2 separate regions of the Mus musculus genome follow, and region 1 is linked to region 2. The links are chromatin contacts, found by Hi-C or POLR2A ChIA-PET in ENCODE. All regions are on one chromosome and are shown on one strand. Each heading gives the region's core, a stretch centred on a gene start or an enhancer-like site at or near the end of the contact. The rest is flanking DNA. Distances are from core to core; before and after follow the strand shown. Region 1 holds the start of Gab1 (growth factor receptor bound protein 2-associated protein 1). Region 2 overlaps Gab1 (growth factor receptor bound protein 2-associated protein 1).

What was found. A loop is a pair of places that touch in the nucleus more often than their neighbours do. ChIA-PET counts read pairs that join two places held with the same protein, here RNA polymerase II (POLR2A).
Region 1: a loop to region 2 is called in a map of heart, with 1.9 times the contacts of the local background. The contact joins the promoter of Gab1 here to the enhancer-like site in region 2. A Hi-C loop is called at or near these places in 5 of 37 maps with a recorded cell type or tissue (adrenal gland and heart). POLR2A ChIA-PET finds 5 or more read pairs at or near these places in 4 of 5 experiments (Patski and embryonic stem cell).

The regions. Positions count from the first base shown.
Region 1 is chr8:80,876,691-80,883,209 of GRCm38, reverse strand. Gab1 (growth factor receptor bound protein 2-associated protein 1) reads left to right here and starts at 2,731. Exons shown (of 10, transcript NM_021356.2): 1 at 2,731-3,678. The coding sequence starts at 3,607.
Region 2 is chr8:80,841,538-80,847,895 of GRCm38, reverse strand. All of the region lies in intron 1 of Gab1 (growth factor receptor bound protein 2-associated protein 1), which reads left to right. Among named protein-coding and RNA genes, the nearest start is that of Gm51580, 31 kb to the right of the region's middle. Within about 2 kb of position 2,420, at least 1 of the 3 ENCODE cell types and tissues checked has a DNase peak (open chromatin) inside an H3K27ac peak, as active enhancers do; it is heart, where a contact is called at or near this core.

The sequences.
Region 1 (6,519 bases), core at 1,482-3,981, 35 kb before region 2:
GGATTCATAAGAACAAGTCTCAAGACAAAACAAAACACCCTCCAAGCAGGCACCTGCGTTCCTCTCTGGCTGCCTCGGGGTTCTCACCCAGGGTTAATGCTGTGCTCACTCTCTTTGTTGCCGAATGTATCCAGTTCTTTTCTAGCTCCTAGCAGCCCCAGCACCTGTGGATCTACATTGTCTGTGGCTTCTCCAAGCTGTATGCTGCACCTATGGGTCCTGAGAGTTCTGTGTGAAGTCTTTAGCTCAAAGGAGTCAATCTCAACCTACTCCCCCTCCCCTCTTGAAGGGTGAATTCTCCAACATATGCCTAAATATTTATATATTTTTCTTCCATAAAATGTATCAACTAAATTATAGACATTTGGAGGTTAATTACCTGTAATATTTTTTTCTTTCCAAGATAGAGGAGGAGAGAACGTGTCTACCCTTCCTCACTATGGTATTCCAGTATCAGACATTCTGTAAACATTTGCTGTGGAATAAAACTCAGCCCATTTATATATAATAGCATTTCCCAGAATGCCAATTATTTACTTATTTATTCATTTATTTTTTTTGGAGAGGTTCTCACACTGCCTCAGCCATCTACATGCTAACATCAGAAGCATGCGCCATCACACTGCAAATCTTATAATGCACATACATAAATATGATTCAATACATGATGTGAAAGTGGTATAATTTAAATATAATATATAATTTTTTATATAATAATGTGTGGTGGTTTGAATATGTATAGTCCCCATAGACTCATGTGTTTGAATGCTTAGTCCATAAGGAGTGGCACTATTAGGAGGCGTGGCCTTGTTGGAGGAAGTATGTGCGTGTTTGGAGCGGGAGGGCTTTGAAATTTCCTATGTTCAAGCTATGCCTGGTGTGTCACTCAGTCTCCTTTTGCTGCTTGTGCAATATGTGGAGGCATATCTCATGGGCTCAAGCATAAATCTTAGGCAATACTTTTAAAAATTATTCATTTTATGTGTATGTGTGTATGTGTGTTTTGCTTACATGTATGCCTGTGATCCATGTGCATGCCTGATACCTATGGAGACTGGAAAAGGATAGCTGACCTTCTGGGACCATAGAGGTTTAAGAGTAAAATCCAGATTCTCTGCAAGAGCAGCCAGTGTTCTTCACCCAGAGCCATTTGCCAGGTCTTAATGCAACACTTTAAATTCATCTTCTTTTTTGGAGATTGGTTCTTATACTCTATCAAGCTTAGGCTGACCTAGAACTCACAATAATCCTCCTGCCTCAGTTTCCCAAGTGCTGGGGTTGCAGGTGTAAGTTTCTAACTGCAGGTGTAGATTTTTGTATATAGAAATGGAATAAGTGAAACTTATTTGGGAAAAAAGCTCTATTTGAAATTCCAAAAGTTAAATAATACAAGATAGATTACACTTTTCCATTTCAAAAGCACTTTATGGCAAAAACAAAGGGCACTGTCTCTTCTTATATGCAAGGGCTTTTGTCTTATTATTAACTTAGCATCTACTTTTCTTTTCTTTCTTTAATTTCTTCACTCCTGCCTCCATGTCTCTCTCTAGTCTTTCTTTCCCTCCCCCTCCCCTACCTACCTTGGCAGGCCTGGGATTACAGGGGTTCTGCCAGGCAGGGCTCCCAGCACCTTTTCCTCTTTACGACCCCCAAGGTTTCAGACTCAGAACACACATTTATTAGGAGAGCCCCAAACTCATGCTTCTCAGAAATGCTTGTTTATCTATTTGTATTTTCACACAAACTCCCTTTTTGAGACAGGGCCTCTTTATGTAGTCCTGGTCGCCTTAGAACTCACTTTGTGGACAAAACTGGCCTTAAACTCACAGAAATCTGCCTGCCTCGGCCTCCCAAGCGCTGGAATTAAAGACATGCATCACCATGCCCAACTCTTTAAAATTTTTGTCTGATTATATTGCCTTCTAAAATTTGTTCCAAGGCTTTGTTTCAAACACACCCGTAAAGAAGAGTCTGTTACAAGACTGTGTCAAACTCAGCCCAGATATAATAACTGTAAAACACACAAAAAGGCAAATAGAATTAGGGTACCCAGAATGATTTCTTTTCCTGTCCAACATCCTAGCGCAGGTTTTAAACAAACACAACGCCAACTGGAAGAAACAGCCCATGAGTGGAAGCAGTGTGAGACTTTATCCTGTCTTAGAGATACACGCAGCTGAACGCTTTGTGGAGGCTAAGCGGTAGCATCACTCGGTAGAACAGCTCCTGGGTCAGGCCCTAGGCACCCAGGAGGTCCCCCACCCCCTTGGTCTCTGGGTGCACAGTGAGGGTCCTAGCGCGCTCCTGGTCCGGGAGACGCAGTCCTTCAGTCTCTCGAGCAGCCAGGACCCGCTTGAGTGAGTTCTCCTCCTGGCTGGGTTATTTTTTCAGACTGTCAAGTAGGGAAATCCTTCCGAAAACTCTGGATCGCGAAGGCACAGCCGAGTACAAACTCCTGACCCTGGGGGTTGTCAAGATGGCAAACTCAGTCGGAGCTGGCGAGAGTGCCCGGCACTCCCGCTCTCACACTGGGGTGGCGCTGCGTTCCCGGAGACCGCCGCCTTCCATAGCGCGCGGGCCCGGGGCGGCGGGGCGGCGAGGACCCCAGCGCGCCTGCTGACTACAGATCCCAGGGTGCCTCTGCCATCTCGCTCCCTCCCAGCGCCGGCCCCGCCTCCCCAGCCCTTGTTGTTTTGGCTGGAAGCGCTCCGGAGGAGTTTCAGAGAAAGTCTGGGCTGAAGCTAGAGGCGACCGATCGTGGGAAGGGGAGGCAGAAAGGCTAGGAGGAGGAGGGCCGGGGCCCAGGCCGCGCCTCCCCGAACCCGCCGCGCGCCCCCGGGGTGGGGGAGGAGCGCAGGGGACAGGACAGAGGGGTCCCTCCCCGAAGCAGAGCCGCCCTGCGCCTCGTCCCTGTGCTGATCCCCGCCCTCATCCGAGGCTGGAGCGCAGACCCACCCTCCCACCGCGGACCCGCGACCTCCCCGACGCCCGGCGACGCCCTGACCCTCGCTGCTGGTCCGCGAACTCCCTAGGCTGATCAGGACCTGCCCCTGTGCCGGCTGCCACCCGGACGCCGCACGCCTTCCCAGGCGCCCTTTTCCGAGCAGAGGGAAAGAGAAGATCGAGCCCCTCTCAGTGTGAATGCGCCAACGGGCGGAGCGGAGCGGAGCGGACACCGCGCGCGGGCATTGTGTGTGCGCGTGCAGCGTGGGGTCCGCAGCGGGGAGCACCCGCGGGAGGTCCCGTTTCCAAGGGGCGGAGCGCAGGGCTTCCAGTTCTGGGCTCCCTGTCCGGACAGAGTCCCAGCGGAGCCCGACCGCTGCCTAGGCGGCGGGACGGCGCGCCTGGCGGCCAGGAGGGCGCACTGAAAGAAGGTCGGCGAGCCCTGGTCCCCGCGGTTCCCGATCGAGTTCCTCTTCAGTCCGCGAATCTGCGGGAGAGGTTCGATCGCCGACACAGGGCGCGGGGAGCCGGGCCGCCCCGTCGGGGGAATCTGAGACGTCCTCTGGGCTGCGTTTGACTGCCGTGCCCGCCGTGCACGGAGCGCGTCCACTGTGTCCACCGACCCCTTTGGTGTCTGGTCCTCGAGTCCTCACGGCGTGCACCATGAGCGGCGGCGAAGTGGTTTGCTCGGGATGGCTCCGCAAGTCGCCCCCGGAGAAGAAGTTGAAGCGTTATGTAAGTACAGGTCAGGTCACCGTCTGCCCCGCTGCAGCAGCCTGCGCGCCCGGTTGGCTCTTCCACGAATCCCGCCCTCCTTTTCCTCGATCCGTCTCTCGGCCGGCGGGCTCCGGACCGGGTGCGGTCCACTCCCACCCTGACGTCCACTCGGCGGCCAAACTTTCTCCCTCCATATTGCAGACTGCCTCCCTTGTAGGCCTCGTTGCCTGTTAGAGAAGCCCAGTTTTCCAGCTCAAAACTGGCTGCATACTTTGGTTGTTGTTATTTCCATTTAGCAAGGGTGGAGTGAAACAGGGAGAAAGAGCCTTCTTTTATTATCTGTATCAGATTCTCATGGAGCTGTTAAATCTCCCCTCCCCGAGAAACCGCGGAGGTAGTAAGTACTCATGGGTTCTCGATTGGGTCCGCGCCCGCTCTCCTTTGCGCCTCCAGGAGGTGGAGGGAAGTGAACTGTGGACGCAAGAAGTGGATAATATAGGCAAACTTCTCAAAATATTCGCTCAAGGGAAAGGGGAAAAAAGTTCTTATGAACCCTGCCGTCTGCTTAGCATTTTCATGGTTTTGCTTTGAGGACACTGGATTTTGGCCTGAGAACCCTGGCGGTTTGATTCGGCAGGAGGGCGCTGGGGGGAGCCTGGTGGCTGGTGTTTGGGCGCCTTAGAAGCGCTGTCAAGCCCCGCAGGAGGGGACAGCTGAAGCCAACAGGGATTTCTTGATGCTGGCGTTTCTTTTCCCGGGCACCAGAACGGCTTAACTGGTATTTGCGTAATTGATTCAAGATGCTGATTGTGAGATGACTGTGTTCACGGTTAGGAAAACTGTATCTTGAAGGAGCCTATAATACTTGAGTGGAACTATATCCTCATCGGGAATCTAGGGTCCTAAGTCTTCCTTCAGATTGGCTAATTTTGCGATGTACCCTGTCAGTAAAGAAATGACACTTTGTACCGGCATTTGAAACAAGTATTTTTAGGGTGAAATGTGTTTCCCAAAAGCAAAACGTGTACCCACTTAATTAGAGTTTACTACCTGTTTTGATGAAACCTGTTTCTGGTGGAGGGGCGTCTACACCAAGAATCATCGGACTACTCGCTTGCTTGTGTGAAACCAGGCAATATTTATTTTCACGGAGCTCACCAGCGAGTTTCGGGCTCACCTTCTGGTATAATTTAATACAGCCAAGTAATTTCATTGAAAGATGTGATTTGACAAATTGTCAGAGGTTCCCCAAAGATGTCTCTCCATCTGTCACAGTTTGCTTGGATTTCTTGGTAAAGATGGCAACTTGATTCCAGAAATTTGAGAGTGGCAGTGACATCTTCAGAATTAGTTCTAAAGAGACGATTGTGGTGAGGCGATGAGGGGTGAGGAGATAGAGGTAAGGCACTATTTAGGAAAGACGGTTTTAGGATTCTTGAGGAAACTAAAGTACAATATATTTGCTGATCATGCAGTCCGGTGCATTCTTTCATTACTTATGGCCTGCCAGACATACTGAGTTCTGTACTAGGCACCAGCCACAAGGTAAGGAGAAAAGCCTTGCAGGGAAGGAAAATGACAACTAATAAGGGACAGATATGGTGGTATTATATGCCCAATACCACCCAGCACTCCAGAGGCAGAAATGGGAGGCTCCGTGGACAAACTGGTCTCCATAGCAGATTCCAGGCTAGCCAGGACCGTGTCTCAAAAATAGAAAACACAAGCACAAAAACCAAATACAGCTGATTATTTATAAAGATATTAATAATAATATGATTATGTTTACTTATATGTATCATTATATGACCACAGCAATGTTCTCCCACAAAAGTCCCAATCATGCCAAACCTGTTAGCTTCTGAATCAGGGAAGAGTGATTGAATTCAGGGGGGTCTGCGAAACGTGAAGCTCAGATTAAGTCTAAGGTCTTTTCAGTCTAGACTTTCTGTGAATTAGCTGAGAACTCAAGGAAGAAGAACCAATCGGATACACAGTGCTCCAACCTTTGCTCCTAAGTAGTTTTTAAAGTTTGGGGAACAACAAAGTCTTAAAGTAAATGCAGAGAAAGTCAGCCAGAATGCAAAGTGGCTTTTATCTGCATGTCTACATTGAGTGGTGGTGTTTTTATAAATGCCTTCAGGAGAAAACTCAGTCCCTAAATTGTGTTTCAGTAAGCAGGAGGTGGGGGAAGCCAAGGGTTTTCTTGCTTGGTAGAAAACTAGTGGTTTGTGTGTGTGTGTGTGTGTGTGTGTGTGTGTGTGTGTGTGTGTGTGTGTGTTTGTGTGTGGGTATGCACATAGGCATGTATGCACATGTGCGTTTGTGGTGGCCAGAGGTCAGCCTCAGGCATGTCATTCCAGTGGAGCTACCCACCTTGCTTTGCTCAAAGGGTCTCACTGGGATCTGGGGCTTATGGATTAGAGTCGGCTGTGGGCTGGTTAGTGAGATCAGGCATCCTCCTGTCTCTGCGTCACCAGTGTTGGGGTTATAAACTGCAGCAGCATGCTTGGCTTGTTACAAAGGAGCTGGGGTTGGGCTGAGTTTCTTGGGCTTCTGTGGAAAGCATTTTATCACGTGAGCCATGTCTCCAGCTGACTAGTGTTTCTTTACAGTTTAGTGGAGTAGGTGAGGATGGCCCAGGATGGTAATAGACAGGTGACAGCCAAGAGGATGACTGAGGTCTGCTAAGTGACACTTATTTGTCAGGTTTAGTCCTCAGATTTGACATCCTCGGGATGTTGAACCTTTGACTTGGGCATCCATCCAGTTTGATTTTGTTAAAGGGATGGCTACGTAGGATGGCTATGTGTATTTTTCTATTCTTTTCCTTTTTTCTTTTTTTTCTTTTTGGTGAAA
Region 2 (6,358 bases), core at 1,171-3,670:
CCAAATATCTTGACTACTCTTGGTGTTTTCCCGTGCCGCATGCTGCAGCTGCATCGTTGCTTTAGGCAGTCCTCCTGTAAGAGTAACTGGGCTCTTACATTCAGAGGCTACTCTGCCACCTCCCTTCTGACTCGCCAGTGGTAACTTCCATCCAGTCTGACCTCTGCTTCGTCCCCTTTCCTGATGTTACCCTGCAGGATCATTGCAATCCACCTCCCAAAGGCTGAGGATTTAAATGTGCAGGCTTCTGGGCTGGAGCCATGCATGGTCCCCAGCATCCACACAGCAACTCACCATCACCTGTAACTCCCGACCTCTGCAGGCTTCCAGGGCCACCAGCCACGTACATGGTATACATACAGACATGAAGGTGAAACACCCATAAATAAAAAACTAAACAAACAAACAAATACAAATGTGGCTAGCTAGATTATTCTGATCAGCCTTCCGGAGAGAACTATACAGTGCTTTGGTGTAGGTAAGAATACGTGTCCCCATGGCTGCTGTATTTCTCAGATTCTAATAGTCATTGGTAAAAATACTTGGAAAGCATTCCGTGTGTGCTATATATGCACAGGCTCTAGTACTTTATCCAGTATTTACACGTCACTGGTTACTAGGATGAACACGAAGAGGCTTTAGGCAGGATGAGAGAATGTGGGTAGGCTTTTTGCAAATACTCCGGCACTTGTGGAAGGGACTTGAATCTAGAACCAGCTCCCAACCCACACATACACACACCCAGGGAAATGCCAAGGTACGATCATAGCGCAGAAAAGAGTGAGCATCTTCTTGAAGGCCACGGGTGCGGTTGGATCATCCAAGTGAAGCGCACTTGGATGACCGGAAGGTTGAGTATCCAGAGTGGCGTCTTTGTCAGCTGAGCTGAGGAGGTGTGCTACTTTCTTCTGGCTTTTTGGTACAGCCTCGGCCTGTGATTCCAGCTTCTCTCCATTGTGCTAGGGTCTCGAAGAGCCCTTCCTCAAATCCGGCGAGCAGCTCCAGTGTTTGCTTGTCCCCCACCCCGCCCCACGTCTGTGCAGATGAGTGTTTCTCCAGGCTCCTTGTTGTGGAGATCTGTTCAAAGAGGTGGGAGAAGGGGAAGGACTCAAAATTAAACCTCCCCATGTCTACTTTTGGTGATCTGTTGCTGATCTCCATATCCCTTCACCCCAGTGGAGGGACCTGTTAACTGGCTTTTCTGAGTGCCTTTTTCTTTCTACTCTGCATTACCCCTCTGGTCTCACCCCTCTTTTTCTAACCCTTAAGGGTTAGTTGGTTTGTTTTTGTTTTGATTTTGTTTTTGTATTTTTCCCTCTGTTAGAATCCATGTCTTGGTCTGGAGAGATAGCTCAGTGCTTAAGAGCACTAGATATTCTTCCAGAGGTCTTGAGTTCAATTCCCAGCAACAATGTGGTAGCTTACAACCATCTGTAATGTGTTCTGATGCCCTCCTCTGGCATGCAGATGTACATGTAGATAGTACACTCACACATTAAACAAACAAACAAACAAATAAGTAAATCTTTAAAAAGAGAAAAAGAGAAACCAAGTCTAGCAGAGGATGTGACATATAGGAGGCACTCAGAATGTGGGGCTCGTAGCTAGCTTTGTGATAGAACCTGTGTGGACCATGTGAGGCCCTAGGCTCCTCCTTCCCCAACACCACCAATAAATAAACAAGTAAATCTGCCTGCCTGCCTGCCTATCATCTATCTATCTAACATCTATATATCTATCTTGAATGAACAAGTATCAGAAGGAGAGATGGAACCAGCTCTCTGTCCTCGCCCTTGCATCCCTTAGGCTCTGACTTGAAGGAGTCTTTCATCTGGAGAGCATTTGAGGTGGTTCCCACTCTGAAGCTCTGAGTAGTTTCTACATGGAACATTTGTGTGTGTGTGTGTGTGTGTGTGTGTGTGTGTGGTGTTTAGTGTCTCTCAGCTGCAATAAACCATAACAGACATCGTTTCTATGGGAACATGCATTCTGAGCCCTGATGAATCCATTGCATCCAAGCCCGTGAGAGAACTTGTCAGTCAGTGGGGACCTTAATCAATCACATGTCTCCTGTTCGGCTTTTTAACCACTTTTCGTGTAAATGAACAACGGGCTGTTTCTTTGCTGAAGGACCAGAATGAGAGAAGCCTTGTCTTCTGAGAATATAAATTATTACATTTTAAAGTGAATCTCCTTCATCCAACACACAGGGCTAGTTTATGCCAAGTATATTTGTAGTGTGCCTAGCACAGGCTGCATGATGGTATAGGAGTGCTTCACACATGTATAAGTAAGACCGTCCCCCGCAGAGGTCAGGATTAGCTTTCACTTAAAGAAGACTGGAACTCAGCCTCGAAGGTCGTTTCCAGATGTGACGCGGCGATTCTGCGCCTTTGGAACTGCTTTATCCATTTGCCTGTCTTCCTTGACTCACGCGGTCCTGTTACCAAATTTATTTTTAGACACAGTGGACAAAAGCACAATGACATTTTCAAGTAGCCAATAGCAGTGTCACCCTTTCAAGACCCGAAAATGTCCCTGCTATCACGACGCAAAACCTAGAAGCAAACAGTATGGTGCTGTTTTATTTCCTCTCACTGTATTTTGGGGCATAACCGATTATTGACTTCGGAGTGGGTTAGCCTTCCTAATTTATTTTATTGTATTTTACTTACTCTGTGTGAGTGTTTGTGTGTTATATGTGTGTGCGCGCATGTGTGTGGTGTGTGAGTGTGTGTATGTACATCTGTGTGTGTGAATGTGTATGAGTGTGTGCATGCATGTGAGTGTGTGTATGTACATCTGTGTGTGTTTTGTGTGTGTGTCAGTGTGTGTGTGTGTGTGTGTGTGTGTGTGTGTGTGTGTGTACATGGATGCTTGCAGACACACAGGTCAGAAGTCAGTTTTGAGGTTCAGTTCTGTCTGCCCGTGGGCCCTGGTAGTCAGACGTGGTTGAGGTTTGGGGGCTTTTGCTCACTGAGCCATCTTGTTGACCCACACAGTAGATTTTTATTCTAACTTTAAAAAAAAATCCTTAAAAAAAGAAAAGAATAATGGCACATCAAGAAAATAGCATAAAAGTAGCATGTTAAAGACTTAAAGTCCAGATACTTTCACTTTAAAAATCTATGTGATGCCAAGCAGTAGTGGTACACACCATTAATCCCTGGGGAAGCAGAGGCAGTTGGATCTTTGAGTCTGAGGCCATCCTGGTCTATAAAGTGAGTTCCAGTACAGCCAGGGCTACTCAGACAAACCATGTCTTGAAAATCCAAAAATAAATAAAATAAAATAATAATAATACAAATAAATAAGCAAAGGGAGAAAAAGTGTATGTGATATTCCATAAAGATGATCTATATGTGTTAAGAATATTCACTTTTGGCTGGTGTCTGTTTGTTCGGTTTTTTGAGACAGGGTTTCTCTGTATAACAGCTCTGACTGTCCTGGAACTCTCCTTGTAGACCAGGCTGACCTCTGTCTTACAAAGATTCTCCTGCCTCTGCCTCCTGAGTGCTGGGATTGAAGGTAGCTGCCACCCCTCCACCATGTCCTTTCTTTCTGTTTTCTTTCAGTCTGTGTACTTTCTGCAACAGTTGTGTTCTTCTTTCCTGTCCACATCACATGCGTACACTCACTCATGCACACAGCACACAGCAGAGCGTCTCTAAAGTCTTTCTGTGGCTCAGACTTCTCAAGGTCAGCTCCGTAGTAGAGCAATTTCACTTCTCTACGCCAGCTACTGATAAGTATTTGTAGTGATATGTATTTGTTGCCGTGTGGATTTCTCATCTAACATCAGAGCAGATTCTTTTAATATGAAACTTGATCTTTGGAATCTGGTTCCCATAATTATGAGAAATTGAAACCTGGCTCATGAGAGATTAGTTGTGTTGGAGGGAGAGAACAATCCATCCGTTGTATGCAGTAACCTTCCTTGGTGAGGCTGAAAGCACCTGAGTCACTGGGGTTGAAGGCAGACACTACCACAGTAGGCTTGTCTGTCACACGGGTGCTGGCGATGGAACTCAGGCCTGCATGCTTGTGCTGCAAGCTTGTGCTCCACTGCTGTAAAAGCATTTTTTCATAACTGGCAAGTAATAGCTAAGTAATAGTTTCATGATGGGAAGGAAAATCAACAGCCGGATTTAGAAAATTAAGATTATTTAACAGACACTGACATCTGCAAATAACTGGTCTTTTTCCTATGGCAACAGAGGCATGTATGGTGGAACACCGCCTCTGGTGCTACTAGCCTGGTTCTTGGGTGGCGGGGGGTGGGGGTGGGGTGTTAGTCTTACACTGAGAACTGCATTCACATGTTGATCTTCCTACTAACTTTGTTTTTTTTTAAAGATTTATTTATTATTATATATGAGTACACTGTAGCTGTCTTCAGACACATCAGAAGAGGGCATCAGATCTCATTATGGATGGTTGTGAGCCACCATGTGGTTGCTGGGATTTGAACTCGGGACCTTTGGAAGAGCAGTCAGTGCTCTTAACCCCTGAGCCATCTCTCCAGCCCTGTTTTTATTTTTTAATATCCAACATGATCCAACATGATCTAGGGTCTTAAAAGACAACAAATTCATTTTTCTTTCTGGGTGTTTTTTTTTAAACTTTTTATTGATTCTCTTTGCACCCCAGTCCCACTAATCTCCCCACCCCCTCATATCTACCCTTCTCCTTTGCAACGTCCTCCCAAAACATACACACACACACATTGTGGAAGCTGTAGTGTGTCACAGTGTGTCCCACAGTGTAGCCCTCTGTCCACACATCTTCACTTGCAAATGTGCATTGACATGAGTCACTGGTCTATGTTCCTGGTCTCTGGCTTCTGGGACACCATCAATACTGGATCCTCACCAGAACTCCCAGTTATTCTGTTGTTGCCCTGTGCCATGGAGACCCTGCAGCTTTGGAACAGCAGGACTGGCCCTTCCATGCATCCAACCTTTCACAGATGACACAGATTTGGGGGTAAGGCAGTTCAGAGCCCTGGGTGTGGGCCTGGGGGATAGCTGAGCTAGTCAGCCCACCGGCTCTCTGTTATCCACACCACCAGAGCAAGCTCTGGCTAGGTTACCACTCCCAGCACCCACCCCTTCAGAGCCAGCTCTGATGCTGCCCAGTTCAGGTTCAGGGCCCTCTCCAAGTACTGTAACCTTGAGGGGCTGGGCCAGCTCTCCTGTTCTCACACCCTTAGGGCTGGCTCACCAGTGCCCCCTTAACCAGGTCCATCTGTGCTGGTGTAGGGCTCACTCATCTGAGTGTTGGAGCTGGTGATGGGCAGCACTAACTCTCCCAAGGTCATGACCCTGTGGGCAGCTTTCTTGAGTGCTGGAGGTGACGAGGAACAGGGGCCGTCACCTCTGCATCAGTCCCATCCCAAGGCAGATGAGTAACGGGGTCAGCTCTCCCATATTCCTGCCCTTAGGGCTGACACACACACACACACACACTGCCAGGACCAGCTCTACTCTTCTGTCTAGGCGAAGCACAGGGCCTGCTTTACAGAGTGGTGCACCCAATGAGAGGCAGGGCATCCCCTGGATATCCGCGTGATCCCCTCAACCTGATCCAGCCCTACTGCGCTGCCCAGGCAAATTGTCGAGCCTGCTCTCCTGAGTGCTGCAACTGGCGAGGGGGCAGGTACAGTGACTGCCTTGACCAGAGACATCTCCAAGTTCTCTAGTGGTAATACAAACCACAGACATTGATAGTGACCCCTGTACTACATAGGCATGGACTCACACGTGGTCTTCAGTGGCAGCTCAGGCTGGGACCTCGCCATGGCCCCAAGTGACAGGCAGGGCTGGCCACTCACAACAAGCTACTCCTCTCCATCCTCCAGTCTCTCGTTCCATCTCCTTCATCATGCCCAAGCTGCTCCACTTCTTTCTCTCTCATCTGACCACCACATACTTGCATATCGTGGTGGCTCGTGCTGCACACTGGACACACAGCTGGTGGGCCCCTGGACAAGTCCTCCATCCATGTTGCATGGTGTCGTGGCAAGTGTATGTCTGTGGCCTGCCTGTGCTGTGTGCTGGAGGGCAGGTCTATGGATGCCATGGTGGTCCACAGGTCTCTTTCTGTGCTGCCCGGATGTGATTTGGTTTGGTTTGGTTTTTATGAGTCCTAGGCGTAAGACAGCTTTGGCCACCAAGCCAGGCTCCAAGTTAGAATGAATAGAGAGGCCTGCCATCTGCTCTGCCCCTTGGCCGGGTTGGGGTGGGCAAATCAATGTTAAACTCTTAAAGGTTTCTGGCGTTTGTATTCTACACTCTGTGCACGTTGTAGTCTTCACTCGTAATTTTCAAGTGCAAGGGAGGAGCCCCTGCTCCTGTGC